3 separate regions of the Mus musculus genome follow, and all the other regions are linked to region 2. The links are chromatin loops, found by intact Hi-C in ENCODE. Cell type or tissue: heart. All regions are shown on one strand.

Region 1 (2,500 bases), 680 kb before region 2:
GATGGCTCAGCATTAAGAGTACTTGCTTCTCTTAAGAAGAAATAAATAGAGTTCTCAGCACTCATCTAAGGTGAGGCTCACAACTCTAACTCCAGCCCCAGGGAAGCCCACACCCTCTTCTGGGCCTCTTAAGGCCTGTACTCCTGTGCACACGCTCAGATACAGACGCATAAATAAATAAATAAATAATCTAAACAAAAGAAAACAATCTCAACTATCTGGCAGTGTTTAGAAGATTGCAACTAGCACCTCATAACTATCTGGCGAATAAATTATGATAGTCTATCTGAACAGGATAAGCATGGCTCTTAAAAATGTATATTCCTAGACTGGCAGAAGTATAAAAGCTTTGCCGTGTCTCAGGAGGACATAACTTCCAATTCTCAAAAATAAGACATTCGTCCTAATGATGCTATCTTTCTTCTTACATTGTTATCAACGATTTTTTTCTTTCCCACTTCTTTTCTACTTGAATCTTTTGTTTATTCAAACTTACATACCCAAGCCATAACATAGTATAGCACCTTTCCCAGTGTTGTCCAAGTTTGTTGTTGTTGTTTAAGCACCACAATATGTGTCAGCTTTAAATTCCTAGCGTCTTCTCATGTTCTACTTCTTAAATACTGTCTCACAGCTGTTTCAATCGAAAACATTAGACTATCATTATCCTGCTCACTGTCGCCACCTTAAGCCACATCTTCAGCATGAAACCTAACCTACACTAGCAATGTCTTGCTCCCTATCAACTCCCACAAACCTCATAACAATAAGGGAGCATATAATTTTTAATAATACTTAAGTTCAGATGAATTCGGTGTGAAGAGTCTTGTTTCTTCTATTAAGAAGGGTCCAAGCAACACCCGGCATTGCAGACCACAGGTCACACATCAAACTAATACTTTCTGTTACCTGTCTATTCCTATGGAAGATGAAGAACGATGGATGGATAACTGGGAGGAGGGACTACTGGGGACGGAGACTTCACTTCCCATTGGGATGCTATTACCAAATAAACTAAAAGACAGTTTGGTCCTTCCAGGAGGAAAGGCAAGACGGACTTCCAAGGCTTGCTAAGGAATTCTCCAGCGCGAAGACACAGAAAGAAATCACCGTAAAGGAAGAGTCTCTCGCTCTTTTGGAACTCACCTGTCAACAGCGGTGTGGACGGCGCCATCTTGTCCCGGAAAGAGAAACCCACGCGCTGGGGTGAGAGTTCAAGAAAGGCCGAACCCGGCCTCTACACGTCTCCCCAAGCGCAAAGTCTGCGAGTCGGTGTTTCCGGCGCCGCCAGCCTCGGGGCCAATCCACGTCTGGTTCCCGAGCGCGCACGCGCAGCTCTGGCTCCTCGTTTTCCGGAGCGGGGAAGAGCCTGGCTGCGGTGGCGGCCGGCGCTCGCCCTCCCTCTCCGGAGCGGGCGGAGTCCACACTTCCGCGGGGCGGGGTCTGCCCAGTGCTGACGTTGGCAGCCGAACCCGAACTAGTTCGAGGTTGCCGGTTGCACTGTCCGGTGGTTGGACTCTTGCCTCTCGGCCCTGCGGCCCGCTCTCCCCGGCACGCCGCCCCAAAGGCTGCTCAGACCGCCGCGATCGGCGGCTGCCGGTGTTCCAGCGCTCCGCGTCCCGGCCCAGTGGCTGTAGACGGCGTAGGCACCGCGATCAGAGCCGAGCCTCCCTCCCGGTGGCCCGGGACCGGCGAGCGAGCGAGTCCGAGAGGTTCTTGGGGCAGGTGGCGCTGCGAAAATGGTCGCCAAGCAGAGGATCCGTATGGCCAACGAGAAGCACAGCAAGAACATAACTCAGCGCGGCAACGTCGCTAAGACCTCGGTAAGGGAAAGTGGGCACCCCGCTCCATGTCGTGGCCGGGAGCCGAGGCCCGCGCCCCGCGCCCGGCCGGGGCCGCGGCGAGTTCTCCCCAGACCCGCCTGACTCCGGACTCCCGCTGCGGTGGAATCTGGGGTGGGGGGAGAGATCTGTGAGTCGGCCGGCCGGCCACCTGGCCTGGGGTGCAGGCCTTGGGAGCCCGGGATCCGAGAGTGCTTTCTCTGCATTTGAAACCGGGTTTTTTCTTTTTGCAGAGAAATGCCCCCGAAGAAAAGGCGTCGGTAGGACCCTGGTTATTGGCCCTCTTCATTTTTGTTGTCTGTGGCTCTGGTAAGTGTTTGGGGGGCTCTCGCGGTTTGGAATGACGTGGATGAGTGGCGAGTCCTACCTACCCGCGTGGTTCTCAACCCACCTGCTAAGAGAATTGTTTCTAGTGAACTGGATAACTTGTACCACAGAGGGTGGTGCCCCAGAAATTTCTCTTACCTTGATTTATGCTCATTGAAGATCAAAAAGAGAGAGAGAGAGAAATTAGATCTTCCTAATGATCCCTTAGAAGAAATTAAGCACCAAATATCTCTGATTTGCATTGTAACTTTATTATCGATAGTGTTGCAAAAAACTTAGCGAACATCGTGAACATCTGGATACTAGAACAGGACTGAACGATACCAGTACCT
Region 2 (2,500 bases):
GGGCGCCAAGCCGGCAGGTGTGCGGCGGGCCTCTGAGAAGGGGACGCCCGCCCGCGAGGAAGGGATGCGGCTAGGGCTGAAGGGAAGGGTACCGCCGGCTTCCTCGCCCGCCCGCGAGGAAGGGGATGCAGCCGGAGCCCGGTTGCGGGCAGCTGAGCCTGGGGATGCTGCCCGAGGCCGCGCGGGGGCGGGGCGGCCGGACTCTTCGCCCCGGCGGCGCCCCGGCTTGCGGCTGCCAGGGTGGAGGAGGGGACGCCTCCCCGGGAGGCCCTCGGCGTTCGGGGAGCCCTGCGGGCTGCAGTGCGGGTCCCCGGGTGTGGGCGGGGGGAATCTGGGCGGCAGGCTGGCCCTGGATCTGGTTCGGTTGTGAGCGCGGAATGTGGGAGGCGGCAGTGGCCGGATCCCGGGAATTAATGGAGTGACTTTGCGTAGGCTTGCGGGTGTCCAGGCCGCCTAGGCTGGAGAGAAAGGTACGCGGACCACGTAGGTGGAATGGTGAATCTACTTCAGCTTGTGGTTCTATAGTTTTTTTTTTTTTTCCTCCAAGATGGCGAACTGCCATTGATTTCTCTTCTCCACCTATAGAGATTCATCGATATACTGTTATCCCCAGTTACGCAACATAGCTCTAAAAAGGGGATGGTTTAAGGGTGATTTAAAAAAATCTGGGGAGTCGCTGGAGGGGGATAACACTTCTCCAAGTCACTCCCTCTTTAGTGATGGTAGTAAAAGAACTAATACCGATTTATGCTTCACGGTGCCTCCTTTTCATGTGACTTGATGGCTTTTGACTGGGTTGCCACACATTTGGAGAATATTCGTCAACCAGTCTCCAACACTGCTTATTGTTATGCTTGTTTCTATGCAATGCTCTTTAAGATTTTGACACCAGTATCAAGTACAGGACCATTCTCTTAATTTCTTTGCTCCCCACTCCCACTCCCTCCCCTACCACATAACAGAATTCAAGTCCCATATCACAGGTGCTCAGCATTTTACTACTTAATGTGGTTTAACAAATTAGTGTGGATTCAGTCTGTGACAGGAGTGCTTTAAGATCTCCTGTCCCCATGTGGGAGGCCACAGTTCCTATAGCGAATTGACATTTGGTGATTAACTTTTTTTTCTGCAGTCTTGTCTTTGTGTGTGAGTTCCCGCTGTCTGGCTTAAGAATATTGCGGGAGTATGCTTGGAAATGGCTGGGGCCTGCTATGACTCTGCAGTTCTGATGGGGGCGACGCCTTCCTTCTTATTCATGGAACGTTAGAATGAACAGATTCTCTTTTCCGGTTCTGGTGGCTACCTCACTTTCTTTACCAATGCCCCTCCATTTTCTCTCTGATTTTGCTGTTGCTACCGCAGTGCTGTAGACAGAATCACTCTGCATTTGTCCAGAAGGAAAGCAGGTTATTGAATGGAAGGGCAAGGCAAGTTGGAGAGAAAAGAGTGGTGGCTAGAAAAGTAGGAGGGAAATATGAATTTGGAGATGTCCCACAGTCTGTGGTAACTGAGGTTCATACTACCAGGGACATTTCAAGCTGCTTGAAACAGAGATGTAAGCAGGCCCATCTGGATCGACTTTACCCAACTTTAAATTTGATGCAACATGACTAATGTGGCAAAATATGATAGTCAAGCTGTTGTATACAAGAGCTTATACCTGAATCTTTACAATTACATAAGCACCTCAAGTAGCACCTGACTTGAGATAGTTTATAAATAACTCGTTTTCAGTTTGCACCTAGTGTCAACTGCCAACTATTTAGGGAAACTCTCTGTATGGTTGATACACACTGGCTTTTAGTTAGCAGGCCTCACTGTTCGCTGCAAAAGCAAACTAATGTGTAAATCATGTAACCACGAAGGAATAGGTAATAATAAAAACAGCTATCTTGATTCTACGGTAGCACACAGTTTGTTGTATCAGATTCTGATTAACTGTAATTTTTTTCTTCTTTGTTTTGGGTGGCCAGCCAGTAGAAATAGATATGATTGTAGGAAAAGACCGGGAAGGTTTCTTTACCAACGGTTTGACTCTTGGAGCAAAGAAGTGTTCTGTGATCAGAGATAGCCTATACGTTGATGGTGACTGCACAATGGACATCCGGACAAAGAGTCAAGGTGGGGAGCCAACATACAACGTTGCTGTTGGCAGGGCCGGGAGAGGTGAGTAGGCTTTTTTTTTTCTCCTTAAAAGTTGCATGTCATATTACAACTAGGGTTTCTTTAATGGTTTAAATTGAAAATTGGTTCATAATGGCTATTAAGGTGGTTTTTGTGAACTGCTCAGCACTGAAAGGTGGCACTGCTTTCAGCCTGTCTACTTTAGAGTGGTGCATATGCAGCCTCATCTGACTACTCTAAATTATGACAGCTTTGGTAAACCTAAAAATGAAAAGGTGCCTCAGTCCAACGCGTTACGATGCTGTGGGATAGATGGTTGTTAGTCTGTGCCAGTCACTTAGTTATCTTTGTGTCTAATTAGTCTTTACTTGGAGAT
Region 3 (2,500 bases), 110 kb after region 2:
TAAAAACAAAAACAAAAACAAAAAAAAAACTATACCTGAAATTAACTCTATGGCCATAGATTATAAAAAGAAGAAAAAAGTCTATTAATGAATCCCTGTGGCCCTCCACACTCAACTCCTATTTAAAGACCACAGTCCTCTGAAATGAATTCTTTTTGACCCATTAAAAACTGTCTTTAAACAAGGCTTGATGGCTAGTAATTCCAGTACTGAGTAAGCTGAGGCAAAAGAATGGAAGTCTGAGATCAGACTGGGCTACATGTAAGGACCATGTCTCAAATAAATAAACAATGACCCTGTGGCCAATTAAACTCTCAAAAGTTCTTCCCTAAATCTTTAAATAGCCTGTCTCTACTGGCTCTTGGGAGGCACGGCCACTTTACTGTATTGTATCAGAAAGTGCAGCTGTCTTCTGGGCACTGCTGAAAGGAACGCAGTTTCCACTGGAACTGCTGCATCACTGGTAGAAAACAGTATAATCCAGGCAGGTTTGGGGCAGACATCAGCCTATAGCAGCTGCCCACGGTGCTGAAATTGAAGATTAAAATGGGAGTTATGGAAATTAACTACTGCCAGATTAGAAGAAAATAGGGCAATTGACCATAAGCAAGCAGAGAACATGCAGCAAAGTTGTTTCCCTCTCAGGGGCAGATCAATTCAATAAGCGTCCTTGCAAAAAAGTTCGGACTTCCAACATTGGGTAGGAAAAAAAAAAAAAAAGGCAGTATGTGGCCCTAGCAAGGTCACGTCCAAGCCTGTGAGCTGAGCTTTTACGGAAGGAAAGGGGAGTGGGTGAGAAAAGGAAGGAAGCAAGCGATGAGATTTTCTTCTTCTTCTTTTTAAAGACAAAACAGCCCGAGAGTATTTTCGCCGAGGACTTAAGAGGCAAGTCCTGGACTAGAGAAGTCTTCCAAGTATCTTTCCAGGCCACGGGGACCTCTGGAAGGGGCCGTGGGAAGCAAAATCCATAGCCCGACAACTTCAGATCTACCAGCCCGCAGGATGGGATGCTAAGGACTCCTCTCCCGCACGGGCCTGTGCTGTCACTGCACGTAGCAGAGGAGCCCGACCGTCCCCACCTCGGGCTACCGCACCCAGGCCGGAGTGGGTGTGTTCTCCCGGCCAGGCCCGACAACCCCCGCCTACCGCTGCGGAGCCACGCTGGTTCTTACCTGAAGTCCGCCCCCGGAACCTAGGCTCACGGCCACCCAAGAGAAGTCGCTACCCGGACTTCATGACTGAGTATCCGCACTGAGCCCCTACCCAAGCAAGTCGGAGAAGGGACCACAACAGCGGGCAAGCGGAAGTCCCGCCTCCCATGCCTCATTGGCCCATACTCGGAGGTAAAGAAATATTATTGGGCTGTGATGTTGCCCGTCACGGCCCCGCCCCTCTCGCGGAGTCGCGCAGCCTGCCTCTGCTGGGTTGGGAGAATTGCCCAGTTTTTGAGTGTCGTTCTGAACCGCGTGATACATCATCCCTATTAGGAACGGGGAAGATGAGGGAGGGACGGCTTTTGGAAGCCCTGGGTGCGGTGGAGAAGCCACCCTGGACTGCCCCAGCCTGATCCGCAGATGATTGGCTTGCAGAGTGAGGCCCTAGCGAAGGCTGTGTGTCTGAGTGGCCCGCAGCGATCCGAGGCCGAAGAGCCGCGAAGTGTCTTGCACCCTCCCGGGAGAGGGCCGATGAGGGCGGGGAACTCCGGGTGACGCCTTGCGCTGGAATCCAGGTCGGGTTAGAACTAACCGCCCGAGGTTTATGCAAGAACCACGAGGCCTGGCAGGGAGCCGGGCTGATCAGCTCACTGCTTGACTAGCCAAAGTCCAACCACGCGATTCAGTCCTCAAAACAGCCTTTCAAAAACCATGTCACCTTTTGAGGAACGAAAATCTCATCCCTTGAGTTCTCATACTTTTTCACCCCCTAGTCTGAAAAAGCAGAGTTCTTGGATTGAAATGACCTATTGGGCCATCAACATTAACAGCTCCTAAACTACTGCCTTTTGTTTTTAATGCGGTTTGATGCAAAGATTCTGACATGCCCTAATCGAACTGGCCCTAATAAAGCATCTTTGAGGCCCATACTGGCATCAAATATTTAATTAACATGTTTGGATTTTGGTTGTGGGGGGAGTTATTACAGGAATGTAAGTTGTTTATAGCCTCGTTTGCTTCAGGAGCCCTAAGTAGGTGGGGAACAAGAATAGAAAGATTTCCTATTCTTTTTTCTTGTGCCTTTTAAACTAGAATCTACTCTAAATACCACTCAAGCAATTTAAGAAAACAAATGTAAGGGATTGAAGATTGAGTTCACAGTCAGCACCCAGAGCACTTGCCTAGCAAGCACTAGACTCTGGGTTACAGAAAAGGGAGGGAACAAAAAAGAATCAGATTAGAATAATAAGGACCATCAAAAACATTTTCAGCTGCATAGCCCATAATTGTATAGTTAATGTATTTTTCATGTATTGGGAAGAAGACATTCACAACTATATAACTGT

What was found. Hi-C counts contacts between places; a loop is a spot of excess contacts. Peaks named below come from ENCODE experiments on the same cell type or tissue, not always from the same donor. Only the 100,000 strongest peaks of a DNase experiment are listed, where the experiment ranks them.
Region 1: a loop joins it to region 2, with 4 times the contacts of the local background. A loop is called at or near these places in 3 of 42 quality-filtered maps.
Region 3: a loop joins it to region 2, with 3.0 times the contacts of the local background. A loop is called at or near these places in 5 of 42 quality-filtered maps.

What each region holds. Positions count from the first base shown.
Region 1 is chr3:58,524,733-58,527,232 of GRCm38, reverse strand. It overlaps Serp1 (stress-associated endoplasmic reticulum protein 1), which reads left to right and starts at 1,349. Exons shown (of 3, transcript NM_030685.3): 1 at 1,349-1,823; 2 at 2,075-2,150. The coding sequence starts at 1,740. It overlaps Eif2a (eukaryotic translation initiation factor 2A), which reads right to left and starts at 1,412. Exons shown (of 14, transcript NM_001005509.2): 1 at 1,147-1,412. The coding sequence starts at 1,174. In heart, no CTCF peak of the experiment used is centred here; a DNase peak (open chromatin) is centred at 1,342; H3K4me3 peaks cover 2,500 bases; H3K27ac peaks cover 1,796 bases.
Region 2 is chr3:57,844,840-57,847,339 of GRCm38, reverse strand. It overlaps Pfn2 (profilin 2), which reads left to right. Exons shown (of 3, transcript NM_019410.3): 2 at 1,974-2,166. Among named protein-coding and RNA genes, the nearest start is that of Pfn2, 1.7 kb to the left of the region's middle. In heart, a CTCF peak has its summit at 1,226; DNase peaks (open chromatin) are centred at 29 and 289; H3K4me3 peaks cover 1,531 bases; H3K27ac peaks cover 1,031 bases.
Region 3 is chr3:57,734,873-57,737,372 of GRCm38, reverse strand. It overlaps Rnf13 (ring finger protein 13), which reads right to left and starts at 1,316. Exons shown (of 10, transcript NM_001113413.3): 1 at 1,173-1,316. In heart, no CTCF peak of the experiment used is centred here; a DNase peak (open chromatin) is centred at 1,472; H3K4me3 peaks cover 2,147 bases; H3K27ac peaks cover 2,028 bases.